Regions from separate parts of the Homo sapiens genome. Here region 1 is linked to region 2. A link is a loop called in an ENCODE intact Hi-C map of the cell type or tissue named here. Cell type or tissue: adrenal gland. All regions are shown on one strand. Links, peaks and the distances in the headings refer to the core of each region. The heading gives the core; the rest is flanking DNA. Region 1 holds the start of FYB1 (FYN binding protein 1). Region 2 holds the start of C9 (complement C9).

Evidence for each region. Hi-C counts contacts between places; a loop is a spot of excess contacts. Peaks named below come from ENCODE experiments on the same cell type or tissue, not always from the same donor. Only the 100,000 strongest peaks of a DNase experiment are listed, where the experiment ranks them.
Region 1: a loop joins it to region 2, with 3 times the contacts of the local background. A loop is called at or near these places in 31 of 110 quality-filtered maps.

The regions. Positions count from the first base shown.
Region 1 is chr5:39,217,045-39,232,412 of GRCh38, forward strand. It overlaps FYB1 (FYN binding protein 1), which reads right to left and starts at 2,519. Exons shown (of 19, transcript NM_001465.6): 1 at 2,399-2,519. RefSeq lists an enhancer at 3,595-4,096 and a silencer at 14,963-15,257. In adrenal gland, for the core only: no CTCF peak of the experiment used is centred there; no DNase peak of the experiment used is centred there; H3K27ac peaks cover 487 bases.
Region 2 is chr5:39,360,651-39,375,333 of GRCh38, forward strand. It overlaps C9 (complement C9), which reads right to left and starts at 3,845. Exons shown (of 11, transcript NM_001737.5): 1 at 3,738-3,845. The coding sequence starts at 3,814. It overlaps DAB2 (DAB adaptor protein 2), which reads right to left. Exons shown (of 15, transcript NM_001343.4): 14 at 14,364-14,434; 15 at 11,027-12,775. The coding sequence ends at 14,369. In adrenal gland, for the core only: no CTCF peak of the experiment used is centred there; no DNase peak of the experiment used is centred there.

The DNA of each region.
Region 1 (15,368 bases), core at 4,081-12,080, 140 kb before region 2:
CTTCCAGAGCTTCCCACTGGATTTTCATTCCTGCCCAAAGACATTCTTGGTTTATTCCTAGTGACCAATAGAGAGCATTCCAACAATCACTTCTTATCAGTCAGCAACTATATAATAAACACCTGGGACATGCTTGGCCCTGGGCTTTGGTAAAAAGAAAGGAGACAAATGGGCCTTAAAGGTAGAACAATTTCAATTAGAAGCCTGTACAAGGTTTAGAACACAACGTTTGAGAAAGGAAAAAATCCTTAAACATTAGCGAACCAAGGTCCTTCATTTTACAAAAAAGAAACTGCGTAAGGGATCTGTCCAGGTTCACACAGTTGGGCTAAAATCTGGGTCTCTCCCTTGCTCATCCTCTGAGCTTTCCACTGCGCTATGCTGTCTGACCTGTGGGGTGCCAGCTTCTGCAGCAGCTTGCTCTTAAAAAACAGTCACAACAAGAACAGAGGGCAACCCCGATTGCCTTCTGGGCCAGGTGCTGTGCTAGGAGCTTTTCAGGGATCACCTCAAAACAGGTCAATGGAGACGTTACTGTTATCCCCATTTGACAGATAAAGAAACTGAGTCATGGAACCATTTAGGAACTCACCCAAGGCCCACAGCTGGTGCGTGGCAGAGACCACCTTCAAGCTCAGGATCTTGATTCTGGAGTCACAGTCTTAACCGCAACCCCTGGAACCACAGCCCAAACCCGCCAGCGAGCCACGGTTCACTCTCTTCACTTTCTTGTTTTTAGAAATGTTCCTGTAGAGCAGCCTCTAGTAACACCTCAGACAAATGAAATATCATTTCTACATCCCTGATCTCTCTCTCTTGTTAACGTATTGTGTAAATGGTGGAAAATGTGGTTTTTAAAGCACATTGAGGCTGGTAAAAGCTTCAAAGCCACCGCCTGCACTTACTCTTTAGACCACTAGATGTCAGTGTGATTGCTCTATGAAGCAGCCGTAACTTGGCAAGGTGCAGCATTGCACCAGAAATCAGCTGCTGCGAGCTTCCAAGCCTCTGGACTCCAGCAGAAGCTGGGGGGAATTTGAAGCCCAATGGTAGTAAACAAATAATGGACATGACAGTCAGGCAGTGTGGATTTCAACCTTTACAATAATTTCTCAAGGGAAATGGAAACCTTTTTAGCCTTTCCTTTTTGAAACGGATGGTCAACTTTTCCACGGGGTGCCTTAAGTGCACCATAACGCCTTTGATATTCAGGATCGCCTTTAATGGTACATCATAAAACATGTGGTTTTATTGGAAAGAGCACCCTTATCCTCCTCCCCCTCACCTATCACTTATGATTAATTTCTTAAGGTATCGGACTATTTGAAGTGTGTGTATCTCACATTGCATGGGGACGTTTTACTCTACCTAAAACCTCCGGTGGCATTCCCATAGCATGGGCAGAAAATCACAGCCACAACTTCACCCTTCCGGTGATAAGCCCATCTGTTTCCCACGCAGAATTATTTGTATTTAATGAAAAAATATTTAAAATGGTGAATATTAATTATTATTTTACATTAGTACTCAAAAAGTGTATATAGTTTTATCCCCTCAACAACTCCATGAGATGAGTTCTATTATTATCCCCATGTTTAGATGAGAAAACTGAGACACAGAGAGGTTAAGTGGCTCTCCCAAAGTCACACAGCTAATAGAAGGCAGAGTCAGAGGCCCATTTCTATTAATTACTTCCCTGCAAATCAAGTTAAATGGGGGGAAAAGACCTTGTGAATTTTTCAGAAGAATCAGCAATGTATACAAGACAGCCAAAGGCTCCGAGGAAAATTTGGAGTTGCTGGTTGCTTTGAAAGGCCTCCTTGGCTGATCTGCAGCTGTTTGTCATCATTTATCCAGTTTGCCAGGATTCCTTCTGAGAAGGCATAATTCATGGCAGTATAGTCCCTTTCTTTAGTCTATGTAGAAATCTCATGTGAATCCTCACCTCCTGCCAGGTTTGGAGGAAATTGAAAGTTACTCTTTCTCATCAAAAGGATGGACACATATTTGTTAGGAACCAGGATGAAATAAACCATCTGTGCCCAGCTCTGTTGGCAATAAAACCTTGTTTCTGGTTTCACTGCAAGACGTTATTTAACGCTAGTGGCACCAGAGGTTCCAACAAGAACACATGAGAGGCCTTATCCAGTTACGAAAGAGCAAGTGACAGACACGTTCCCGGCCACATTTTTATCTGCTTATCATCCTTTTGGCTACCATGAGGCTGAGTTTTAGTGTCTCCTGTTCATCTCTTTTGCTATTTTCCAACAGAACATGCGTTTCCTTCAGTTATTCAGCTAGCACAGTCTGTGCTGCCAGAATTTGGAAGTGGTGCTTTTTTCCTGCTATAAAAAATTACACATTTATTTGAAAGAAGAAACCTAGGCATAGCTGTTACCTGACTCCTGCAGAAGAAGGCGGAAGGATGGCCTCCTTTAGTGGATCTTCCTGGGCCAGGGTCTGGGCCCTACTCACTTCTAGCTGTCGCATCTGCTCTGCATGTGGAACTCAAGAACTGCGGAGCTTTCTGATGCCTGGCAGGGTTTTGTCCCGGTCAGTGGTTGAGTGAGCCACACCTCCCTCCCCTGACCAGGCAAACTTAGACAAGAAAAGTTCTATTATGCCCTCAGGATATTGAGTAATAAGGAGGAGAAAGGGGAACTTAAAAGTGTCTGTTCAGCCTGGATACTTCTGCTAACATTCCCACCAAGCATGTGATATTTAAAAGGGTAAAACCAAAACAAGATTCTCCTGCCTGCCACCATGTTTATTCAAGAGGAAGAAGCTGTAAGTTCTTTGGACCCATAATCTTTCCACACACCCAGGAGTGTCACCTGCAATGGGGGCCAAAGGGGGATGCTTACAATTAGAAAGGTCCACTGGAGCATGTGGAATATTTGGAAGCTAATTGCACCTGAGGTCAGGAGGTAAAGTGGTGTGCTTGACCATATCAACTGAAGAGTGGTCACTCATGTGTGGAAAGCCCACTAGACTCACTCTGTCGGCTCTCTGTTAGACTATTCTTGAGGCTGGAAGAAATGGAGTATTTAGATGATAATCCATGTGAAAAGACCACCAGTGGGGCTGAGTGTAGTGGGTCATGCCTGTAATCCCGGTACTTTGGAAGGCTGAGGCAGGAGGATTGCTTGAGACCAGGAGTTCAAGACCAGTCTTGACAACATGGTGAGACCCTGTCTCTACAAAAATAAAAAAAAAATTAGCCAAGTGTGATGGTGCATGCCTGTAGCCCCAGACATTTGGGAAGCTGAGGTGGGAGGATTTCTTGAGCACAGGAGTTCAAGGCTTCAGTGAGCTATGATTGCACCACCATTGCACTCCAGCCTGGGTAACAGAGCAAGATCCTGTCTGAAGGAAAAAAAAAAAAGAAGAAAGAAAGAAAGAAAAATAAAGAGAAGGAAAGAAAGAAAGAAACTCAAAAAAGAAAAGAGAAAAAAAGAAAAGAAAAGACAAGAAAAGAAAAGAAACCCCCCAAAACAGAGGCTACCATTGGGACTAAATGAGATTTTAACAAATTGTGATTGTGAAATTAACCTCCCCCACCTTCCTTCTACTCATTCATTCATAAACATCAAACACTTACTGTGTGGGTCAAGCACTGGCCAAGACTAGAAAGATGGAGAAGACAAGGATTTTCCACTCAGTGGCTTATAATCTTACAGACGTTATGCCAGAGATGGTCACTTTCCTCCCCGTATGATTTTCCCTTCTTATAGAGTAGTAGGGTCAGCAAACTATGGCCCGCATGCCAAATCTGGCCTGTGGAATGTTTTGTACAGACCTCAGGCTAAGAATTTACATTTTTTAAGAATTGTAAGAAAAGGGAGAAGAAGCAAAAGAAGACAATGATGGTAACAATGATGATGACAACAATGATGATGACATGGCTGAGACCGTATATGGCCTGAAATATTTACTATCTAGTCCTCTGCAGAAAAAGTTTGCCAAAAGTTTAGGATGCTTATTCTATCCTAAGAGATCTCTGGCTTTTTACCTGGCCCACAGCTACACAGGATAAGGCATTTTCTAGTCCCTCTTGACATTAGATTTGGCCATGTGGTTAAGTTTTAGTCAATGGGATCTATGCAGAAGGGATCTATGTAGCTTCTTGGTGTGTCCTAAAAGAGGGCCCCATCATGCTTTCCCCTCCCAGCTGGCTGGGATGCTGTGGGGGCCTGAGCTCTTCTGATCCAGTGATGACTAAGGTAATACTCTAGGCATGACAGAGCCAGGAGATAGAAGGACCTGGCCCCCAACACAGGAGACAACCCCATCTTCACTGGATTTTGCTAGATGGTTATAAAGAAGGGAACAGGAGGACAGACATTTAACTTTTAAAAATCAGTGTTATGTTGTGTCTCTTTTGCTGCAACCAAACATGTATTATAACCACTATAGAGATAGACACTGTATAACTAACCATGACACACTGTGATGAGTATTAAGCTCAAAGTATGAATAAAGGCATCTGGAAATACCCAGGAATATGTAATTCCTTCTGCATGGGGGCAGAAGAGTTGAGGAAGACTTTACCTAACATGGGACAGTTGATCTTGGGCCATGAAGGAAGCCTAACTGGAATTTGGGATTACTTGTTTTTCTTCTCCTCTCTGCCAACCTCTCTCAGATGGCCAAAACAAAATAAAATAATCCACTGGGTGAGGTGGCTCACGCCTATAATCCCAGCACTTTGGGAGGCCTAGGAGGGTAGGTCACCTGAGGTCAGGAGTTCGAGACTAGCTTGGCCAGCATGGTGAAACCCTGTTTCTACTAAAAAATCCAAAAATTAGCTGGGCGTGGTGGTGGTGCATACCTGTAATTCCAGCTACTCAGGAGGCTGAGGCAGGAGAATTGCTGGAACAAAGGAGGCGGAGGTTGCAGTGAGCTGAGATTGCACCATTGCACTCCAGCCCGGGCCAACAAGAGCAAGACTCTGTCTCAAAAATAAAATAAAATAAAATAAAGTAAAATAAAATAAAATAAAATAAAATGAAATAATCCTCCAAAAGCAAGCAACACGCCCTGTCTTCATGGAATGTACTGCCCCCTCTCCTTTTTCACCTGGCTAACTCCTGCTTATGCTCCAAAACCCAGTGTAGATATGATCTCCTTTTGAACTTTGTCCCACAAGACTGGGTAAGGCCTTCTGAGCTCTGGCGTCTTGTACTCTCTCTTAGTTGTTGGAGATATGTCTGTGTTTCTCACTAGATCATGAGTTCCTTAAGGGTTGGCGGTAACTGTGGCTTATTTGTCCTGGATTTCCAGCTTGTAGTACATTGCCAGGCATACAGAAGGCACTTTATAAACATTAATTAATGTATTAGAGGCCAAGGGCAGCTTCCTGGTTTGTGGGACTCTTGCTCTTTTTTAATGCATTTGTCCCACTAAAGGGAAGGTGAGCCCAGCAATTTATATCTCTCAGCCTCTGTGTCCTAAAAGTATATACATTTTTAAAAGTTTGCTTTCCAAAAAGGCAGAAAAGAAATGTACACATTTAGAAAGTTTTAGTTTAAAAAACTGAAAGTTTCATTTGTTATGAATGGTCTCTATGCTTAGTAGTGTCTGAAAGGTTTGAAGATTTAATAAAAACAACTAAAATGCTATGAGGTGAGTTTAGTAACATGATGGTATGTTTCCGAAATAAGCGGAAGTATAGATACTTGCTCAAATTTATCTTATTTTGAGCTTTTCTTATTATTACATAATAATAAACACCCATTTTTCTATTTTTATAAAATCTTTGCTCACAAAGGAAAATTTGTGCAGTAATATTATTTGATTACAACAAGATGATGATGCTGATAATTACATTTGATTCTCCCCTTGTCACTCTGTGTTATGTGTCTTATAATCAATAAAAGAGGGAGAGGAACAACAAACACTGAGGCCTGTTGGGGGAGGGCAATGGAGGGGAGAGCATCAGGAAAAATAGCTAATGCATGCCAGGCTTAATACCCAGGTGATGGGTTGATAAGTACAGCAAACCACCATGGCACACGTTAACCTATGTAACACACCTGCACATCCTGCACATGTACCCTGGAACTTAAAATAAAATAAAATAAAATTTAAAAATAAAAAATAAAAAAATAAAAGCAAAAGCATTGCTTTTCATGCAAACCTATTTTACTACATGCTTTGGCTACAGGCAACCAATTTTCTGAACTGGAGAATTAATGTAAGACTTTTAAGACACCGTATAGTAGTAGTATTTTCCCCTATCATTTAGAGGAAAATATAAAAATATGAGGAGCATATTTTCCTTTATGTATAGTCCTCCTTGAGATGGTGTTGACAGAAGGTGAAGTTGAAAAGAATTACTTGCATTATGTTTCTAAAGGAAACCAGTAATGTAATATTAAGTTATTATTTGAATATGAAGTTTTCATTATTTTTGTGGCTATTCACTAAAGGCCTTCATAAATTACAGGGAAACCTGAGCAATTAAATTTAAAAAAATCATTCAAATGCTTCTTAAATAAAGTTTTTGGTCTTAACATCTGCTACAGAATCAAGCTAACACCTCAGTGCTTCTGGATATTTATTAAATGTTTAGGGCTTCCATTCCCCCATGCAAGAGTAATTCTAAGCAAATGATGAATGTCTCAATGAGTAGCTCATTCTTTGTGGACGTAAAAACTAGGTTTCCACTTCTCTATCTGGTGCAGCTCTGTTGTGCAATACAAGGAGATAAAACCCTAGGTAAGAGAATTAGAGTGGGGGTGGGTGTAGTAGAGATGGAGAAGGTCAGCTTATTCTCAACTCACTACTCCCAGTATCAAATATCCATTTCAGATATAAGAATTTCTGTCTTTATACCCCAGCCCAAATTTTCTACTGTCCCTATCTCATCCCACACTCCCCTCTTCTCCAGGTGGAGAAACCCTATCCTGTGCTGTCTGCTCAGTATAATGATGACTTTGAGGTGTCAGCCTGTTCATGCCTATCACTTGTCAATGTGCTTGCTTCTCTGTCCTCTAAATTAAATACTGTACTTATTGTTGTACTTACTAGCAATTATATTTTTCCACAATTAAAAAAATGATGAAGTTAATATTCTCAAAGGAGTAAATAACACGAAACCGATGGCCATTCCAGCCATCTTTCAAGGAAAGGTGATCTGGTTCTGGTGGCCAAGCCAGCTCTGCTGTGCCAGATAAAAGCCTCCAGTGACTTACTCAGAAAACAAATCATGAATGTGTTTGAAAGTGAAATGATTTGGCCTCCAGTCAGCCTTTAGCACAGTCCTGACGGTTTCCCTTACTACAGGGATTAAGCGTCCTGTGAAAACAGATGGGGGAGGGCTGCCACCTTCTGCTTGCTCACCCAGGGAGTGGCCTCCCAAGCTTCGCCACTGCTCCAGACAGCAGCAGATGAAGCTCTGAGGAGTCCACGCCTTTCTGGAAGCTTGTTGTTGCCCTGCCAACATATATTGACTTGTCAAGAGCTCTGTCTTTAAGCCAATCACATCCTGATCACAGTTCATTAAAGGTGTGTATTCCTCTAGAGAGCTCATTGTCTGTTGTCAGAAATCACTCAGTGCCCAAACACATTAGGATGAGAATGGACTGTGTAGGAGAGAAGAAAAGAAATGGGTTCTGCTTATTTTCTTTGACTTTAACAGCTACTTCCCCTTACTCAACTCAACACTCATGTACACATATCAGAGAAGCATTACGATCTGCAAGCTGCAGGACTGGCTCCTATTTAATGTGTAAAAAGTGGCTTTTCTCTACTTTCCTCTCCCTAAATCCTTCTAACTTCAACCTCTTTCCTCTAACCTGCTCATTCTTCCTGCTTTCTTCCAAGTAGGAAACTACTTGGTTAACATCAGAGATTTTTCCACCTCCAAGCTTCTAAAATTCTAGAAATGCATTTATATTACGGAAAGTTATAAGGGACTTGAATACCTTCCAGAGGTTTTTGCTACATGGGGTTTTATTAGTGGACAAAACCTTATAAAAGATGTCAGCAATCTTTAAGAAGCAGAGGTATGAGAACAGTGTCTGCTTCCCCACTTCGCATCCTTTAGTCTCTTCCTGATTTTCTGCCATGCAGAAGAGTGGTCACTGAAGATTTTTGGTTTTGTATAGCTAGCAGTAAAATATATTTGAGTAAGCACTGCAAAAATGTGAATATTTATTAATGAACCCATATATATACATGTATGTATATATGTGTGTATGGTGTGTATGTGTCTGTTACAACATTTTAATTGACAGAGCATTAGGCTGGGAAGGCTCCAGAGTTTTAGGTTTTTATGTTAGCAAACCAAAGCCCAATATAAACAATAAGATAAACTTTACCAATTAGAATGGCCAACTAACATCTAAGTAAAGACTTTCCCAATCAGATACTGCCAACTAACCTCTAACTAGTCTTTTTGCTCTAAACAGTCAAATATATTTTCTTTGTCTTTTTTCTTAGTGCACTTATGAAAACTCACTGCCCATGCTGCTGGGGTGGAGCTTTCTGAACCTTTTGTGGTTCTGATGCTGCCCAATTCATGAATTGTTTTTTATTCAAATAAACTGCTAAATTCATCTTGTACGAAATTTTTCTTATAAAGTATGTTATGCATATACTTTAACCATTATAAAGTGCAAACAAAAATAGAAAATAAAGGAAGAGATTTTTAAAGTATAAGATTTCTAACAATTTCTCTTCATGCCCAATGAACTGTCTTGAACACTCCTCCTGAGATACTCATTTTATTTTGGAGGCAACTGATAAAAAAGAGTGGAGAGAGAAAATCATTGCACTAGAAGTAGGCAAAGCATACAGGGATCTTTCAACAAAACCATAATGTTCACCAGTGGTTGGTTCCACTTTTTTAATAGTGTTAACAAGTTCCTTTGCTCAGCATGCAAGTGTGCACCAAGCCCACAGTCTGATCCAAGGCTTATTTCGTCACAGCATTTTGCCCCAGCTGCAGGCCTCTCATGGGTCCCTGGTTCACAATTCTGAGGGTCTTACTGTTGCTCTCCTGGCTAGGTAACCACATAAGAGACATTTTCCCCTGAATGTCCAACAGGCACCATCTACACAAGACTGAAATGCGAGCTGAGGATTGGCTTTAGACTCCTTTCTCTGACTTACATGTTCATGTGTAACCAGCATGTCCTGTTGCTCCTGTCTCCCAAGTGTTGTTTGAATTCAGCCTTTTCCCTCCAGTCTCAGTGCACCAACTTCATCATTTCCTGCCTCTTTAACTGCAGTGGCTTCCGATAGAATTGTTCTGCCTCTAATCCTTTCTTTGCAGGGTTGTCAACATGATCTTCCTATGCTTAACTGGATGATATTTGCTTAAGCCTTTCACTAGCTTTCCAAACCTTTAAAAAAAAAAAAAATCAACTCTTTAAGAGTACATACAAGCGTTTCCTTCATCAGAGCTTACTACCTCTTCACTTGCATGTGGCATTGCTTTTGCTTCTCTCACTTCATGTCTTCTTCCACATTGTCTTACCCTTTGTTAATCCACCCTTTTTCAAATTCAGCTAGAATTTCACCTCCTCCATCAAAGTCTCCTCTGACCCTTTCAGAGTATGTATTGCATCGTATGATAGCATTCTACATCTTCATTCTACTAGATCTTGTCAGGGGTAGAGTTCACTTTCTTATTTTCATGGGTGTGTTTAGAATAGTAGTTCTCAAACTTTAGTGTTCATAAAAATAACCAGAGGAGATTAAAGTGCAGATTCCAGATTTAGTAGGTTTAGGGTGGTGCCAGGCAAACTGCTATTGTAACTAGCTCCCTCCTCCAAGTGACTTTCATTTATCATTCTTAGAGTTTAGTGCAGCATCAGGTGCTTAGGCCCTCAATAAATGTCAATAAAAGAAGGCATTCTCTATCTCTTATCTTTCCATGCCTAATAAGAAAATACACTAATATTGGCTGAGGCAAAAGCTATATTGACTACACATTTGTCTGTGGGACTTTTGATAGGCTATATCTGGGTGCAGAGAATAAAACTCACAGCATAAATCTGGTCTTCAGACCTGTTTTTGTTGCATCTCTGTGTGTGCAAACACACATACATTCACATAAATTCACACACACTCACATACGTTCATATAAATCCATTAAAAGTAGTTTGGAAAAGCATAAAATGATGGAGAAACTTGTCCAGATTAAAATATACCAAAAAGATATAAAAATCAAGTGTAATACATAACTCTTGGTTGGATTCTGGTTTGCACAAAAAAAAAGTTGATAAGATAATTTTGGTACAACTGGAGAAATTTCAATATGGGCAATTAAATGTTATGAAATTATTATTTTTCATAGGGGATGCCAATAGTATTATGGTTAAACTAGAGAATGTTCGTATTCTTAGGAGGTGCATGCTGAGATCTGTGAGAATGAATTGTCATTTGCACAACTTGTATTCAAGTGGCTTAGGAAATAATTTATATACACACATATGTGGCAACACATTAACAATTTGGTGTAAATCTAGATGAAAGGGATATAGATGTGTGCTGTGTTATTGTTTAAGCTTTTCTGTAGATTTTAATTTTTAAAAATGATAAAATATAAACACTAAAGTGAATTCATGTAATGATGGAAATTTCTAGCTTTCCATGCAAAGTCTGATTCTCTGATGCAACAATTTGCTGGAGCTCTGAAAAGCCTCCAGAGTTTGCCATAATGGCTTCCGTCATTGAAGTCACCTGCCTGAATCCAGTAGGCCTTTGGTTTGCAATCCATGGAAGAAAAAATTTCAACTCCTTAATAACACGCATAAAGCTTTCCTTCATCAGGCCTCATTGAGTCATGAGCTTTTGAAATTCTCCTCCTGATTCTCTTTATAGAATTGTTTTTCTTGAATCCCATAAGATTGACCCAAAATGTTTTTCACTGGGGAAGACCTTTCACCTTGAGAGGGCCAACTGGGAACTGGGAACAGAAGGCTTGGATAAGACATATATGCTGTTTCCATTCTTGACACACATATAAAGCCCAGTGCATCTCTCTAAGATCAATGATCAGATTGGAATAAGATGAAAGACTCAGAGGCAAAGGATAACTTTTAACAAGAGCAATAATATTATTTCCACCTTCTAGGATCTGGGGTCCTGGCCATACAAATCAGGATGAATAGAACTACATTTAGTTGGTAGATAGATAAGTAACCTCAAATGAAACACAGTGAAATCATGATAGAGACTGTCTTTGGGAAGCAAAGGCAAGAAATAGGCCTGAGGAACAATTATGACTGAATTTCAACTTTATATATAATGTTTATTCTTTTCGTATTAGAAAGACTTTAAGCAAAGATGACAAAATCTTTGCCAGTTCTTAGTGATGAATACATTGTTGTTTCTTATATATTCTGTTTCTTCTGTTTGTAAAATTTCTCAAAACAAACAAACCAAAATGTGTCTACCCCTCATGGGACAAAGATATCCACAAATATTTTGTACCATGGACATGCCAACTTTGGAAAAGTTGTCACCTATAGTAATGTGTTGTCAGTTTCTTTCCAGAACTGAAGGAAGTGGAAGTAGAATCATAAGCCTCCAGTTTTCTTGACTACTATTGAATATTAGGAATCATTGATTTTAATTTCAAATCACCAGGGTCAACATTTTTTGATACCGTATTTCCCCGTAATTCCCCAGTGGTTAAAGAAAGAGGTTAGCAAAAGAAAATCAAGACAAAAAAGTAGAAGATACTTCTTATATATGAACTTCCCTTCCTTTTTATTTTCTTACTCTGAGAGCTAATAAAGCAAGATCTCTGACTTATGATGTAATCTTTCCTCTTTTTTGGTTCTGAGAGCTAATAAATTTTAAAACACAATTAGAGTATTACAGTTGATGACCCCTTTGGGATTTTTACCTAAATACAGTTTTCTCTCACGATAAAATTAGGATGGTTCTTTTGTCCACTATAATTTTTTTGTAATGCATGGAAATAAAATGAGATAGTAACAAGGCTTTGTCTTACAGTGGCAGAAGATCTCATCTCTCTGTGTGAAGAGTATGGCTACGATCCTAGGACTGGGGTCTGTCCTGATTCAATGTCCTCCTGCCTTCTTGGCCAGAATGGGACTGGGGCTATCAAAAGGAGCCTGGGACTCAGGACCCAGGGAATAGTGGATGAATCTTTTAGAAGACAGGGGCTGATACTCCCTTACTAAAGGATCCATGTAAAACACAGTAGGACTCTGAGCTTGTTGGAATGGGATTGATGTCCACCATTCCCCAGTAGAGAAGTGCAGACAACAAGCTGCTTGCACGAAATACGAAGCTAATTTGTTCTATAGAGTCATTCTCTGCAGTGTTAAGAGAGTGACTATAAAAGAAGAAACCAGGGGAGAAATCAGCCATTGTCCAGACTTAAATAAAATGACAGTGGAAACTAGTAACTCACCTGAACTGTGTCCATTTCCAGAATTAGTTGAAACTCTAAACTCCTTTAAGTCTGACCAAGGCGGGTGAGTTGGGGGTACATCCTTTGATATTCACTTTTGACATTTATGTCTGCCTTAACTTAGGGATATGATTTGACTTACTGTATGAAAGTCAAATAATGATTAATAGCTACCTTTATTGTGGGATTAACATATTCCAGGCAAGGTGCAGAGAATTTATATAGATTGTCTAGTTTAATCCTCATAATATTGCTAAGGTGATGATTATGCCCATTTTATAGATAAGGGCAATCAGGTTTAGAGAGGTAAAGTGAGTTGCCTAAAAGGCAGAAGAGGTCCTGAAACTTCAGTCTGTATAATAGTCCAGATCCACTTCGTTAAATACACCCAGTGATTCTAAAAGCTGGCTTCACAAGAGAATAACCTGAGGGTAATTTTACAAAATGCTGACAGCCAGGCCCGTGTGGTTCAATTAAATCACAGTACTTGAGTGAGGTGCCTGGGCATCTGTACTCTTCAGAGCTCTCAGATGATTCTAATGGGCAAATCAAGATCGGGAATCTCTGAACTACTTTATACTGTTTCCAACATAACTAAACTCTTCCTATAGTGAGGTAGGCAAAATAACGTCCCCATCTTCCAAAAGATGTCCACCTCCATATCCCAGGAACTGTGAATATGCTACCTTATATAGCAAAGGGGAATTTGCAGGAGAGCAATTAGGTTAAGAATCTTAAAATGAGAAGATTACTCTGGATTATTTTGGGAAGACCCAAGTAACCAGAAGGATCGTTATACATGGAAGCAGATGGCAGGAAGGCCAGTGTCAGAGTGATGCAGCTGAGAAAGACTTGATCAGCTATTGTTGGCTTTCAAGCTGAAATAAGGCCATGAGCCGAGGAATGCAGGCAGCCTTTGGAAGCTGGAAGAGGCAAAGAAATGGAGCCTCCGCCAGAACCTCCAGAAGAAGCACAACTCTGCCCACACCTCAGAGGCTCATTGCAGACTTCTGACCTCCAGAACTATAAGACAATAAATTTCTGTTGCTTTAGGCCATGAAATTCATGGTAATTTGTCACAGCATATATATATGTATATATGTATAATATGTGTATATATATTTCTGTATATGTGTGTGTGTATATATGTATACATATTCTTCCACATCCCTGCAGCTTCTCTTCTGTCTTAAACATGCTTACAGTCACTTTTTTAAAAAGTCCTATCACTGTGTAAAAATGTATTATTACTTCAGTGAATTGGCCTTACCTAGACACCCGTTCAAAGGCATTATCCACAAGGCTGATGCTGGCATCACGGTCTAATGACTGAAACCCAACTGGACAGGGTACAGCTGAGAATTGCTGACTCTGTGAGAACTTAGACTTCCCTGTCTCAGTATACACACACACACACACACACACACACACACACACATATATATACACATACATGTATATATATTAGTAGAGTGAATGGAATGACTGATTGTCCCAGGCCAACCGTAATAAAAATGGAGCATAATCTTGTGCAAATATCTTTCTATTTAAAAAGGAAAATATACTAAAGTGTTGTATCATGATATTAATATTGATTAGAACAAGGAGGAAGAAATAAAGATAATGAGCAGGAAGAGCTATTAATCAAGACATATTTATTCCAGGAGGCAGTTTGATGGAATAGAAAAAAGTACTCAGCTCAGAGCAAAAAAAAAAAAAACAAAAAAAAACAAAAAAAACAAAACAGCTGTAGCCACCAGCTTCAGCTGCTGTTGCCCTGGGATTTCTGTGTTACCTTGGACAAGTCATGTCCCCATTTCCATCCTCAATTCCATGAATTCAATTAGGGAACACATTCAAAAGCACCTGGCACAGTGCTTGGCACATGGCAAGTACGAAATACATGGTTGGCCATCTTTTCTCTCTAAATGTACTGAGTACCTTTTGGGTTACAAAGCTTTCTGTTAGGTGCTATGGCAAAGTTGAATAAGAAAAAAATCTCTTCTCTCAAGAAACCCAAGGCTATTTGGAAAAACATATGATATATTTCTGGAAAATTCATAATACAATGACTATTGCAGGGTAATATATTTCAAGAATGAAATAAACAGCCCAGTCATAAGAAATTATTACACATTGGAGTGCTCCTGAAATGCTACTCGAAGAATGGGTAGGATTTCGTGGGCTGAGAGACCAGGAGATTAGTGCAAACAATGGGAGAAAGAGTGCTAATAAGGAGGTGCTCAGACACTAATTATTTCTCAAAATTCTTATGTGGCTGGGAGGTGAACAGAGGTGCAGAGAGCTATTTCTCTTTCACAGAGGGGAGAACTGAGACAGGGAAGTCTAAGTTCCCACAGAATCAGCAATTCTCAGCTGCACCCTGTCTAGTTGGGTTTCAGTCATTAGACCACAGTGCCAACTTCAGCCTTGTGGATGATGCCTTTGAAGGGGTTTCTAGGTAAGACTGACTCACTGAAGTAATAATACATTTTTACATAGTGAAGAGACTTAAAAAAAAGTGACTGGAAGCATGTTTAAGACAGAAGAGAAGCTTCAGGGATACGGATGAATTGTATATCATCAAACTGTTTGCCTTAGCTCTGAGCTCTTGAGAAATAGGTCAATGTAGAACAATGAACAATGGTGAACTTTCTCTGAACCAAAGATAAGAGTGGCTGAAAGAGCAAGACAGAAAGATACCTGTTTCAGAACATGCACACACACTACACATGCACACACACGCATACCAATCTCCTTCAGGAGTCAGCTTTGATCAAAATGAACATTGCATGTTTGTACAAAAAAGGAACATTTAATATAAACTTTTCTGGCATCAGTAGCCCATATTACCCAGAAATATAAGTCACATGAAACTAAAGAAATGAATAAGCTACCAGGAAGGTGAGTCAGGGCTGCTCTGGGCACCACTCTACCCGTTCTCCTTGCAATAACCCACAGATGTGCAGCA
Region 2 (14,683 bases), core at 1-8,000:
GCGAAGAAAAACATATATATGGCCTTTCAATGTATGAAAAAAATGTGCAATCTGACTCAATAAGAGAAAGGCAAATTAAAACCGTGCCAAAATACCTATTTTTTTTTTAACCTATGAAGTTGACAAATATCAAAAGGTTGGCCTGTGGTTCCTGTCGCAAGGCTGTGAGAAACAAGTACTCTTACTCTGCTGGTGAAAGTGCAAAATAATACAAATAGGGCAATTTTAGCACTGTCACAAAGTGATTATCTTTTGACTCAGATCACTCTGGGAATTAATCCTCAGGTACACCTAACCACTTACAAAATGATATATAAACAAGGATATTCATTGCAACATTATTTCTAGTGCGAAAGATTGGAAACACCCAAATGTTCATCAGTAAGAATTAATCAGCTATGACAATGAGGAAGTTCCCACATATTGACTCAGAAAGTTATCCAGGACATGCCATGAAGTAAATAAAAAAAAAAAGGAAAGTAAAAGAAAGTAAAAAATAGTATATATAATATGATATCATTTGCAAAAGACTGGGAGAGAATAAGATTACGTATGAGTCTATGGTTTAACCTACAAAATAAGTACTGGAAGAATACTCAGAAACTTATATATGTGACAACCTGTAGAGGTAGGATGAGGTGGGAGCGAAGAAGTGTTTTTAAACTCTTTATATATACTTTACATATAATAACACAAATCTCACGGAAAGTTATGAGTAGGGAAAGTAAGATACTCAATGTATACCTTGTTTTATTTTTGATCTTTGAACCATGTGCATATTTTGTTATTTACAAGTTAGAGAGAAAAGGTAATGATAGCTACACTCACAGAGCACTTCCTGTTTGCCTGGCACTGTGCTAAGCATGTTGTCTTTGTTATCTCAGGTATTCCTCACAGCAGGACACATTATTATTCCCATTTAGCAGGTGAGGTACAGGTTTAGAGAAGTTAAGGAATTTACTTAAGGCGCAGAGCCAGTAAATTGTGGAGCTGGGATCGAACCCAGGCCACCTGGCTCCAGAAGCAACGCTCTGAGCTACTATTCTACTCTCATGGTGGTTTTAAACATTGATGCTCTACCTTGAGAAACATAAGAGATGATGTCCCCCTCATGGCCAGTTCTCATGGGCACATTAATCTTTGTAAAAAAATAAAAGAAAAAAGAAAAAAACAATAGTTAGAAATCCCTGACAGTTCTCCAGTAATAATAGGTCACTGTAGCTGTGGCATGAGATGTCTTCAAGCCATGGGAGAGCCCTGAAGGCTAGCTGTAATTCCAACCCTTCCGTCCTAAACAAGAAAGATAGCAAAGTGAAAGCACAGGAAGGTTATTATTTTTTTTAAATACCTGGCATTTATTAAGTTCTTACCATGCGCCAGGCACAGATGTCATAAGGACATTACATGTATACCTGTTTAATGTTCACAACGAAAACCTTATTAGACAGATGCTATCATTACCATTGTGATGAGTTGAATTGTGCCTGCCCGCCAACCCTGAAAGGTATGTTGAAGTCCTAACCCCAGATAATTATTTGGTCCTAAGTGTCAAATAAGACTGGGACCTTATTTGGAAATAGGGTCTTTACAGAGGTAATCAAGTTAAAATGACATCGTTAGGGTGGGCCCTAATCCAATATGACTGGTGTCCTTTTAAAAAGGGGACATTTTTATAAAGACATACACAATGGGAAGATGATGTGAAGATGGCCATGTGATGATAGACACATAGACTGAAATGATCTGAAACCAAAAAATAAAATACAAGGGAGTGCTGGCCACCACCAGAAACTAGGAGGGACCCTTCCCAGAGTATCGGAGGGAGCACGGCCCTGCCAACACCTTGATTTCAGACTTCTAACCTCCAGAACTGTGAGACAATACATTTCTTTTGTTTGAAGCCATCCAGCTTGTGGTGCTTTGTTATGGTAGTCCCAGGACATAAATAAAACCACATCTTACAGACGAGGGAAGCGAGGTACAGAGAGGCCAAGCAACCCGCCCAAAATGACACTGTTGGTAAGTAAAGGCACCTTGACCTGAGCCTGGGAAGTCTAGCTTCAGAGGATTTTAAAAGTTATTTTGCAAATTTCAGTTAGCTATTATTCAAACAAATCGTCTCACTTCATGACTGAGGGCTCTGAACACTCTGTTTTGACCTCAACCCCCGTCAAAGGGCAAAGCACAGAGCATTCAGAGCAGGGCAACCGGGGCAAACTCAAGAGGGCATAGCAATGGGAGCCCACGAAACCAAACCAAACTCAGCCGTGCAGCTGCTGGAGCTGGGGTCCAGCTAATGGGGCTTTCCGGTCCTCCCTGAAACAGCTGAGTGTGGCCAGGACCCAGGGGGTACGCACTTCAAAGCAATCAAAGCTTCCCCACAGCCTCTCATTTTTGATCAGCAGGAGCTGCAATCTAGGAATGTGGGTTGTTTGAATTATTATTATTATTTTTTAGCTTAAGAAAGGGTCAGGTGAAGTTCAAGGGAGCTAAAGCAACTTGGAGGAACTGCCTTTCCAAATCCCTTTTGTGCCCAGATGCCCACTAAACAAAAATATTTCCTGAATGGTACAATGCTTTACAGATAATATGGAAAGAGGAGGGATGAAGGAAAGGTCTGGTCGAGCACTGGATCCAGGGCCCATGTTCATCTGTGTAGCACCTCTGGGTGCCCCCTCCTGAAAGATACAGCCCTGTGAATAACCCACTTGTTGAGTGGAGCCCAGGCTGAATGGCGGCCTCCAACTGCAGCCAAGAGGCAGGCAAATATGTACTGGAGACGGGCATCAAAGTTCAAAACAGCATTTGGGTAAACCAAGAGTCAAATGACTAATGAGGAATTGGAAGCAGGTTATGGTTATGTCTGAGCAGAGGAACAGGGCTTGGGCAGACATTTCCCCCCAGCCACACTGTTGAAGTGAGGAATATTTCAGTACTCTCCCCAGAACGGATCATCCTGTATTGAATTATACAGGTCGATGTCTACTCTGATGACTCCAGGATGGAAGGAAGGATGCCTCATGTGACCCTAACCTCCACCATTTCTAGGTACAGTGTAGCTGTTCAATAAAAACTTATTATATGGGTGATTTGTTTCCTGGATGACTTGCCATGGGCTTTGCAATTCCGATTAGGATCAGAGAAAAAGGAGAAAAAGTATCTTTGGTAGAAGCATGAGTGACAGGTCTGCATCACTGCAATTCTGGAATGGAAGAAATATGACCTAAATCCCAAATGGCCCTAAACAAAATGCATGCCTCTGAACACAACTCAGGATGTCAAGGGAAAGAAACAAAATAGTTAACCTTTGCCTAATGTGGAGGCAAAAGGGTGATGTATCCAAATGTTAAAGGTGTCAGGCATTGAAGCAGAGTGAGGGAAAGATTAATTTCCTTAATTTTAAACTTCTCAGACATCAGGCACTAATAAACCCAGGTTCATCATACACTGGTGAAAACAAGCTTTATTTTATAATTCCAGATATTTAAAGAATACCTCAATCTTAACATTTGAGTGCCTTGTTGAAAATAAATCCCCAGAAACAGCAGCACATTTCCACAGAAAACTCATAAAGATGCACCCTATGTATTTTCTTATCTCTTTTCGAAGTTTAGATTCTAGGGCTCTGTATATTGCCATGTGGATTAACATTGTCATGTACTTTGCTGCTAAGAAGACCTTGAGATGCTAATCCTACAGGAAACTTCCAGAGACAAGCAGAAAAGTAACTGACTCACCTGGTCGTGTACTGTGCTGTGAGGATGCTTATTTCTAAAATGCAGATTGCAACTGCAAAGCTCCGGCAGGCTGACATGCTGCTCTTGCTGGGTGGCTGCGAGTGGGGTGGCAGGGCAGGTCTGGTAAGGCATTTATTTGCAAAGGGCCAGAGGACAGGGAACAAGCATTGTTTGTCTGCATTCAGAGTTTTTGTCAATTTGGGTGGCCTGGGTACTGAAGTCCAACCAAAGGAGAATCATTTTGTAATTCTTGGCCTCCTGCTTTCTCATATTGACAAGTAGATATGGGGCAATGGGCCTGTGAATGCTAAAGTCCCTAAGATGGGCAGCAGTGCTGTGTGAAAATGGAAACAAAGGCCGGGCGCAGTGGCTCACGCCTGTAATCACAGCATGTTGGGAGGCTGAGGTGGGTGGATTACCTGACGTCAGGAGTTCGAGACCAGCCTGGCCAACATGGTGAAACCCCATCTCTACTAAAAATACAAAAAATTAGCCAGGCATGGTGGTGGGTGCCTGTAATCCCAGCTACTTTGGAGGCTGAGGCAGGAGAATTGCTTGAATCTGGGAGGCGGAGGTTGCGGTGAGCCGAGGTGGGGCCACTGAACTCCAGCCTGGGCAACAAGAGCAAAATTCCGGCAAAACAAAACAAAAACAAAAACAAAAACAAAAAAATAGAAACAAAAATGAAGGACCCCCAGCAGTTCTTAGTTTGCAAGACTCGAGGGGTTGGGTGGAAGATGAGGGAGTATGCAATTTTGGGGAAAAAAAAGCCTGTGGATGCTTCTCATGGAGGCATGAAGTCAAAGTTAGTAAAGAACTGCACTTAGTGGAAAGGATGGCACAGACGTAGATGCTTCATTTTTTTTTTAATCTGCAAATGGGCTAGGTAGGTTATTTCCACGTGAGCAAATGCATTTACAATCCTGGCTTTCCTTATAGGCCGAGTGGTACATTTTGAAGAATGAGATGTAAACTCCCGAAGGCATTAAGGGCGTCCACCAGAAAGAGTGGTCTCCTTATCTCAGCATCACACATGTCAACAAGATAGAATCTGAGACAGAAAAACTTGTTCCTACCCATGAAAAATAGTCTCCCCCTCACATTTCATGCTTCCCAGCACTTGTGGGAAGAGCAGTGCCTTTTTGGGAACACCAGAGAATGTGGACATCACAACTGCTCTTAAAGCACTGACTGCAAAAATAGAATGACCTGGGGACTCTTGAGAACAGTAGTGATGGCTGCCCGCTGTCTGCTCAGCTCTAAGTTAATTGACTTGTGATGAGACCCTGCATCCATGCTTTTAAAAGCTTTGCGGATCATTCTAACGTGTAGCCAGGGTTGAGACTGAGGATGACCACCTTGAGAAGAAAGACATCAGATATCTCTGGATATAGTTCTTAAAGGGACTTTATAAGTATTATTATTACTTATAGGCAAATTTCAAACATTAGCACATATAAAGACCAGCAAAGCAAGGGGTGGAGCTGAGGGAAGACAGAATATACAGCTATTTTCTCCAGTACTGCCTTACCTTTTCTACTGATATTCCTACCTGTGGTAAAAGGTATCTACTCTCACCCACTTTCTTGGCCCCTCTCCTTTTTATGCAGAGAACTTGAGGTCTTCAATGGGACTGATCTCACCTTTTCCTGAGCTTGCTGTGGAGTGTAGGCCATGCAGAACTGCCAAGTAATAAGATGATTCGAATGGATGCCACAACTCGTGTAACTATGTCATGGGATGAGTCCATGCCTGAAAGACACTTCCTGTGAGTCTTGGCTAATAACAGGTGGGCTACATTTGGAAACAGTATGAATCTGTCAAATATGCTGTAGCAGGGCAGGTGCAGTGGCGCACGCCTATAATCCCAGCACTTTGGGAGGCAGAGGTGGGTGGATCACTTGAGGCCAGGAGTTTGAGACCAGCCTGGCCAACATGGTGAAACTTCATCTCTACTAAAAATACAAAAATTAGGTGGGTGGGGTGGTGTGTGCCTGTAATCCCAGCTACTTGGGAGGCTGAAACATGAAAATTGCTTGATCCTGGGAGGCAAAGTTTGCAGTAAGCCAAGATGGCACCACTGCACTCCAGCCTGGACAACAGAGTGAGACTCTGTCTCACAAAAAGAAAAATGCTGTAGCAATGTTGAGGGCTCTTATGAGGCCTCTCTGGACCCTATCAAGATACTTATGGAAATAAAGACTGAAAAGCAGTCAGGATGGGATGCTTTATACTAACTAGATTTGATGCTAATTGATTAGAAGTTGTGATGATTAGACTTGATAAGTTGATGTGACTGGAGATTGTACATCACCTGTCTCTTTGGAGACTAAATCAATGGAAGGGGGATGAGGGAGTGAGGGGATATTTTTGGCTGACTAGTTTGAATAGGAGGCTTTTCTGAATTGCTCAGTTGTATTTATTTTATCACCATAGTTCAGGTTAAATATAATGTAGAAAAATAATGACAGCAGTAAAGTATACTAATAGCATATTAATTATATATTGGCAATATATATTGTATTAGTCCATTTTCACACTGCTACAAAGATACTACCTGGCTGGCACGGTGGCTCACCCCTGTAATCCCAGCCCTTTGGGAGGCCCAGGAGGGCAGATCACCTGAGGTCAGGTGTTCAAGACCAGCCTGGCCAACATGGTGAAACCCCATCTCTATAAAAATACAAAAAAATTAGCCAGGCATGGTGGCGGGTGACTCTAATCCCAGCTGCTTGGGAGGCTGAGGCAAGAGAATTGCTTGAATCTAGAGTCGGAGGTTGCAGTGAGCCGTGATTGCACCACTGTACTCTAGCCCAGGCGATAGAGTGGAACTCCGTCTCAAAAAAAAAAAAAAAGATACCACCTGAGACTGGGTAATTTACAAACAAAAGTGGTTGAATTGACTCATAGTTCTGCATGGCTAGGGATGCCTCAGGAAACTTATAATCATGGTGGAAGGTGAAAGGAAAGCAAGGCACTTCGTAAATGGCATTAGGAGAGAGCAAGAGTGAGGAAGTGCCACACTTTAAAACCATTAGCTGGCTGGGCGTGGTGGCTCACGCCTGTAATCCCAGCACTTTGGGAGGCCGAGGCTGGCGAATCATCTGAGGTCAGGAGTTCGAGACCAGCCTGGCCAACATGGTGAAACCCCCCATCTCTACTAAAAATACAAAAATTAGCTGGGCGTGGTGGCAGGCGCCTGTAATCTCAGCTACTTGGGAGGCTGAGACAGGAGAATTGCTTGAACCCAGGAGGCAGAGGTTGCAGTGAGCTGAGATCGCTCTGTCCCACTCCAGCCTGGGGGACAAGAGCGAGATTTTGTTTCAAAAACAAACAAACAAACCATTAGCTCTCATAATTCACTCACTATCACAAGAACAGTACAGGGGAAACCGTCCCCATGATCCCATCACCTCCTAGCACGTCCCTCCCTCAACATGTGGGGATTACAATTCGAGATGAGATTTGAGTGAGGACACAGAGCCAAATTATATTATATATTACATATTATAATTATATAATTATAATATATGTAATTATATATTACATATAATGCATAATTATAATATAAAATCATAAATATTATATAAATATATAAAATATATGAATAATATGCTCCACATTTTTATGCTTTTAACTCTTTCTTGTCCTTAACATCTATCATGTGTCTGAGGTGTTTTGAAATGAGGCTTATGTTTCTGTGTGTATGTCAGAGAAATAAAGCATCATCATGCATTAGACTAGAGCAGTGAAAATAGTAACATTTTCATTTGTATAACACTTAAAGGCTTCCAAATAACAAAATAAATGTTTATTGAACTTCTAATATGTGTCAGGCCATATTTATATATGCAATCTCATTTAATCCTGAAAATAATCTGTTTTACAGCTGAGGAAATGGAGACACATTGAGATTACATCATTTGTCCAGCGTCAGCCAGGGACGAGTAACTGCACATTTGTACTTGCTATGTCTGGCTCCACATCTCAGGCTTTTCCTACCTTGCTATTACTACTATTGTTATTATTTTAAGTACGTCATGTTGCTTATAGGGTACTTTACTATAAAATTCGTTACTGAGTCCTGTCAACTCCATAGAAGGTAAGCTTTTATTCTAGTCTCACAGATGAGGCTCAGAGAAATACCTGCAAGGCTACACAGAAGAGGCAGGGGTGAGATTTGAACAAACCATGTCTTTAAACTCTGATTCCAGGGTTTTCCACTCTGCTGAGGGTTTTCGCCATTCAGTTGCCCTTTGTTCCCTTCTTAGTTTCAATTTTCTTGGGAACTTTGTGATAGTGAACTAAGTTTTTTGCTTAATAATACTTTTCCCAGTTTTTAAGGCAAACATAGACATATGTACATTAAAACTTTGACCAGCAGGCAGAAACACTTAATTTTTACTGATTTGATATAAATATGTTGAGGGTCATTTCCATTTGACTCTTTTATAGTGAAGGAAACAGTTTCTTGAAAGTCCCTTAGCAGTAAGTTAAGGGATCTTAGTATCCAGGGATCTCATTAGGAATGCCTGCCCCATTCCATAGCTGTTTCTTACTGACTGTCCAAAGATCCACAGGTCTTGCAATGCCACAGTGAAATTTTAGAGCTTCCACTAAGGAGGCAGCATCAGACACACCCGAGAAGCATCCTCTACTCAATTCCAGCCCAGTCATGTTACCCTGTAACTTTTAGAGCAGCAATGATTCTGCTTTCTTGTAAGTAAGATAAAATAATGGTTGAAATCAACCAAGTGAATAAAGAATTGACAGAAAACTCCACAACCAATATCACAAGGAAAAATTAGTCATAAAGAATTTCAGAGTTGGGTTTTTTTTTCCCTTCCATTTTTAACAACCTCATCTTTCATCTCTGCAGAAGGCCAGCTTCTTTGCCACTGAGCAGCCCACACCATGGTCTTGCTGGAGACAAGCACTTGTATGATTTCAGTATGTGGTAGAGGTTTAGTAATTAAATGCAGGACACAATTCCAAGCAAGGGCAAATGAGGGGCTTGGCCACTCATCAGGTGAGATGACAAATGGCTGGCCCTTGTCCATCAGCGTTGCTGTAATTACAACATGTTAACAGAGCTGCTGCCAGTACATAGCCTTGTATATGTCCCTAGGCTGATATTGTACATATCAGCCTAGAACATGAGTTTTTATTTTTAGCAGAAGGGAATTAGTTCAAAACATACCATTTCCCAGCAATAATTATTTGTTTTATTGTTTAGCAACCTCCTCAAATCGTAATAGCTTAAATATTTACCAGGGGCTTTGGGGCAGCTCCCATCTTTTCCCAGATTTTGTATTAAACGTATTCCGGGAATATGGGTCAGAGTCCTCACTCATCAGGTTATTCCACGGTCAACCACACTCCTGGGTTAGCTACATCCTCTGTTCCTTCCCCCCTTTTCTTTTCCTTCCACCTCAGGAAAGACACAAAATTACCCTCTGTTTGGCTCTCTCTAGACACCACAGTTAATATTTTGATGGTAAAGTCTGAGATCAATTGATGAAAGGATCTCTCTACTTCAACACACAGTTTTGTAATAAAATACCATGAAAAACACTCCCTTAAGAGTTGGGGTAGAGTGCAGCTTTTTTTAAAGCATGGATGCCAGTCTTGCCTGAGTAAGACTTGCAACAGTAACAGATCCCTCCTCAAAGGGTTATGAATGGCATCAATGGAATAAAGTTATTTTGCATAAATGGTAAAGTACTTCACAGATGCAAGGTTATTTTGGGAAAGTCTATACCTTCTCCCTTTTATGTGAGAAATTTAAGGGCATGCTGGCTGTTAAAGTTCAGCTTTTAGCTTAGATATATTTGATATGTAAAGGAACTCTCTTTCCAAGATAATAGGGTTACCATGAAAAGCTGAACTTCTGGCACACAGGTGTGAATACCACTGCTTATTAAAGAAATTACAGTTGTCCCTTGGTATCTGTGGAGGATTAATTCCTGCAGATACCAAAATCTGCGGATACTCAAGTCCGTTATATAAAATGGCATATAACCTATGTACATTCTCTCATACACTTTAAATTATTTACAGATTACTTATAATAACTAATATAATATAAATGCTGTGTAAATAGTTGTTATACTGTATTGTTTTTATTTGTATTATTTTAATTGCTGCATTATTTTTATTTTATTTTCTATTCACATATTTTCCATCTGTGGCTGGTTGAATCTGCAGATGCGAAATCTGAGGTTAGGAGAGCCAACTGTATAAGGAACAGGTGTGTTTCCACTTTGCAGGGACACTTCAGTAACTGCCACTCTCTGCTTGATCAACAGTAGTTCCGACTGCACTGAAAGGAATGTCCGCCTCTTGTACACACGAGCAAGTTAACCTGTGGCAAGATCTCACAGATTAAGTCACGTGGAGATAACACACAGGCTCAACGGGTTAGACGCACGGCAGAGCACCTGGATAAGCCAGATAATTTGTGCAACATATTCTTATCAGCAGCCTTCTCTAGCTCATCTGTGGCTTACTTTCAATTCCCCTGGAACCTGCTTTTGTATGGAGTGTATTTCTATTCCACCTCACTATTGTTAGAAAGAGACCAAATGTTTCAGTCAAGGAGAAAGGTAAGGCAGTAATAAGGAACATTCCAAAATATTATACACCAATAGATAATCCTACCCCAAAATGTCTTATTCCTTAGAAAAGTTAGGTTTAATACCAAGACTTCTATATCCATGCAAAGCCCACCTTGGGATTCTCTTTCTTGTAGTTGCAGGTCTTTTTGCAGTGAATGAGAACCTTGAACTTTTATACTAGGTGAGACAGTTTAAGAGCGCCCTAATGCTAAAAACATCTGTTCATCAGCCCACTCACCTCATGCAACAGCTCTCCAGAGGGGCCTGTGCCAGCCTAGAGCAGTCCACACAGTCGTGTCTTGGTGAGGTCAAATATGACTGAGTAAAAAACAAGAGGCAGCCAAGGGTAAAAGGCATGAACCAATAGTGCACTAATGAGTGATTTTATAGTGGATGTCAGCTGAGGTTGTTCTGGTACAGGTCTTATCTACTAGTCTTCCTTACACTCCCGGAAAGGGAGTGTGTGTGGGTTTGAGACAGAAGAAGGTGTGAAATAGATCAGACGGTAATTTACTCACGGTCCTATTTCATGGATTTCCACTTTCTCTTCACTGTTGTGACAATCCAGAATCTATTATAGCTAACATTTTCTCCACTTCAGACTGGTATGTTTTATAGCTTGCCTCTAATGTCAACTCAAAGCAGGTAGAATAAACCGATGGTACCACATGATATTCTGCCACTCCAGTTTATTGAAATGAGTAAATTTATAGCTTTATTTGCATACAGAAAAGTGCATGAGAAAATAAGTATGTACAAAACAGTTGTGTGGCTGATCATGACTTTCAAAAATTCAACTACCTAGAAATAGTTACCTCCAGTTTAGCACATTTAGGTATTTGGACATTTAAAGTACTATTTCAAGTCTGTGTTTATAGTGACTGAGTAGGAAGCTGATAGAAAATTATGCCATATATGATCAACTATTACCATTAAACATAAAACCACAGGACTTTCTACTTGGGGCTAATCAATAGAGGGTCATGTGGCCCCTGTCTTGTTTAGCTTCTGAGCATCACCCTCTTCTTCCCCCTCAAGGTAACATTGGATGTGGCTGATTAACTCCCACAAGAACCTGAGCATTAAGGGTCAAGAGACAACATTAAAAACCCAACATAAACAAAACAAAACAAAACTTATTTTGACAATAATAAACCCTTCAGAACTGTGCTCACAACAGGACTGAAAATGAACTGGGAACGTTTCCAAGTTGTGAGGAGAAAAATATTGCAGACATTAGATTTTCAATGGTAACCCCAAACATTTGTTCTACAGCTTTTTCTCCCCTCTTATCTTCCTACTAACGACATTGAGATTGTGGCTGCAAGAAAAGTTTTCCAGTTACTTGATAAAGGCCTAGCATGACCCCAAATAAGCACCTAATGTGTTTGGCACAATCACATTTAGCTTTGTGATATGTTGCTCTTCAAAATAGAGTCCTTTGTTGCTGAGTTGAGTTCAATTTCTCTTGAACATTAACTGCTCTTCTGGAACTTCAGCTCAAGAGAGTGGCCTCCTCTTCCACAGGAAGGATATAGGTTGTGCCCATTTGCAATTCTAGTTCTTGGGACTAGCAATTACTGAGAATGAAGAGAGGCTCCAGATCTGTCTGTGAATCATTAGATTTTTTTTTTTTTTTGCCCTGTGAGAGTCTGTTGCTTGTGAAAGGGTGGTAATACTACTTGAACCCAGGAGCAAAACTGACTGAAAAAAGAATCAGAAAAAAAAGGGGAGGAGAGATGAATAATGTTCTTCCCTCATTTGCAATAGCTAGCAAGAAATGGGAGAAAAGGACAATCTTGGCCTTGGGAGAAATTGATCTTCAGAAAGAAGAGAAGCTATCTCTTTAAAAAGGTCCTTAAGTGGTTAGATTCCAAAGTGTCTAAGGAGAAGTTGTAGTTGCTTCAATTTTACTTTAGAAATTCTCTGTAACTGATGGTCTGAAGCAAGATTTCTTTTAAGAAGGTGCCTTGTTCTACTATAACCTTTAGGTTTTATGCTCTGAAACAGAACCCCCAAACAACTCTGAACAATAAGGATTTGAAAATTTATTCAAAACAGTATGATATGAAGGGATGTGGTGGCTGCATCTCCCAACCAGAGGGTAGAAGGCAGGTGTTCTAGAAGGTTCCAGGGACACAAGAGGCAGGGTTCAGTAGGGAAACTACTGTACTTCATTTACACTTAAGCTAGAGAGTTTAGGATCTTAATTTATTTAAAGCCATAGATTCAGTTTAGCTTTAACCTAGACAGAAAGTGAAAAGCATTTTACAAGTAGAAGAGGCAATGAGAAATAAGGCAACAGATAATACGTCAAAGCTGGAACAAGGGCAGAAATCAGAACGTGTCTGGCTATCAGCTTTGTTTTTGACTACTAAGGCCAACCTTTTTATTCCTCTGGATGGTCTGCAGACCAAGTTCCTAGAGAGGTATGGAGAAGAAAGAAACTTGTGGTTAGAATTTTTGAACTGAATATCAATGTATTAAATATCAAGTCATTATTAAAGATGTCAGTAATAGTATCTCCTAGGGCTGATGTGAGGATTGATGAAGATGATAAATGTAGAGCATCTAATAAAATGCTTAGCGCAAGTGCTCAACAATGTTAGTTATTTTATCCCATGAGAGTTCCCCTTACCCAATCTATTGATGTAGCAGGTTGACCTAAACTATCCTTCCTTCATGACCTAAAGAAGGAAGGACCTCCAAAGAGAAGTCTAGTTCATTCAATTTAGTCCATACAATCCATCTTGACTCTGAGTGTAGTTTACTCCTTCTATTGGTTTGGGTATATCTCCCCTTGAATGGAAGGTGAGAATGATCTCTGGTAAGACTTCTAGCTCTTAAATATCTACTTACTGCTTTATTACCTTTAGAATCACCTGCACTCTTGTTAAAAGGAAGCATTTCCTTGGCACCAAAGAGAAATTCCTTAGGGCTGCAGTAGGACCCAGGAATTTGCATTTTTAATGATTTACCCAGTTCTCTGAAGCAGTTTATGGAAAGGTACTACAGGAAACACAGTCATTGTAGAACTGGAGTTGAGGGAAAATGATCCAGATGCCTATAAGCTCAATCTTATTGTTTTCGCCACGTTTAAGATATCTATCTATTAAAAATAATTACATTCTAGATGAGCCAAATCACAGTTTAGTAGTCCTGTTTGGATGAGACAAGATTGGAAAAAAAATGGGCTTGGTTTTTGTTGTTGTTGTTGTTGTTTTTCATTATTTCTATTGTTCTACCCCTACCAGCTGGCCTACCTGCTCTAAAATGGGGAGAGCGTTCCTTTCCCTACTAAATTCAGTCTTTTGAGATCAGAATAAAGTTGCTGTCACCTTCTGTAGAGAAAGAGTTACACTGAGCCCTCCCAGGATTTCAGCTGAGGGTGATTCTACCTAATCACTTATCTAAGATAAAGTTCATGAGACAGAAGAATCAACCTTCAGACTCATTTTGAGCTCCTACTGCCTATGAAGGAGATCTTTAATAGTTGTTAAAACTTTCAGATTTAATACCATCAGACTCTTTCAGACTAACTTTGAGATTGCTCACAGTTAAATGGTAGAGAAGTAATGATCATAATCTGTTTTGCTGACTTGGTGGCTTCAGAAAGTCAATGGAATCTGAACCCTTTATAGGAAACCAAATTATTACTAGGTTGTTTTGCAACCACTTCAATATGAAAGTAAAAAGGTTAGAAACCTGTGATGTGTTGTTTTGAGTTTTACTTCCCACACAGAACTGAAAAACCAAGAACATGGAATAAGATAAAAATCCACATCCCCAAGGGTATATTACTATTTTTTGATGTGTTTAGGAATTCTATTCTTAAGTGCCCAGCCTAGTCATTATTGAATGATCTCAGTAGAGATTTTCCTGTCGATTACTCCTAAATTATAGATATTTACCCTCTTCCCAATTCTAAAATTAAAATTTCACTCTTTATTCCATGTCACCCTTTCTCACAAAAACCCCTGAGACAGGCTTATTAGGATCTTCTACTTACAGAATTTAGGCAAAAGGATTTCCAAATGGATCCCTATACATCTCAGAAGATACAGGTTGAGAAGAAGCCACCTAAGAAGATAAAATCATCTAGTCAATAAATACAGTTACAGTCATAAGAAAAAAATCGCAATGAAGACTTCCAAAATTCTTTTAAAAATCGCTTAGGTCATAGGCCAATCAGCCAATCAAACATTATATGGGGCTTACAGTGTTTTGTTTTCATCTGCTTGCAGATGGCAGTGTATATTATTTATGTGAAAATCAAGGTTCAGATGCATTTCATTTGCCTCCCCGAAATGGGAAGTATTATTTTCACAG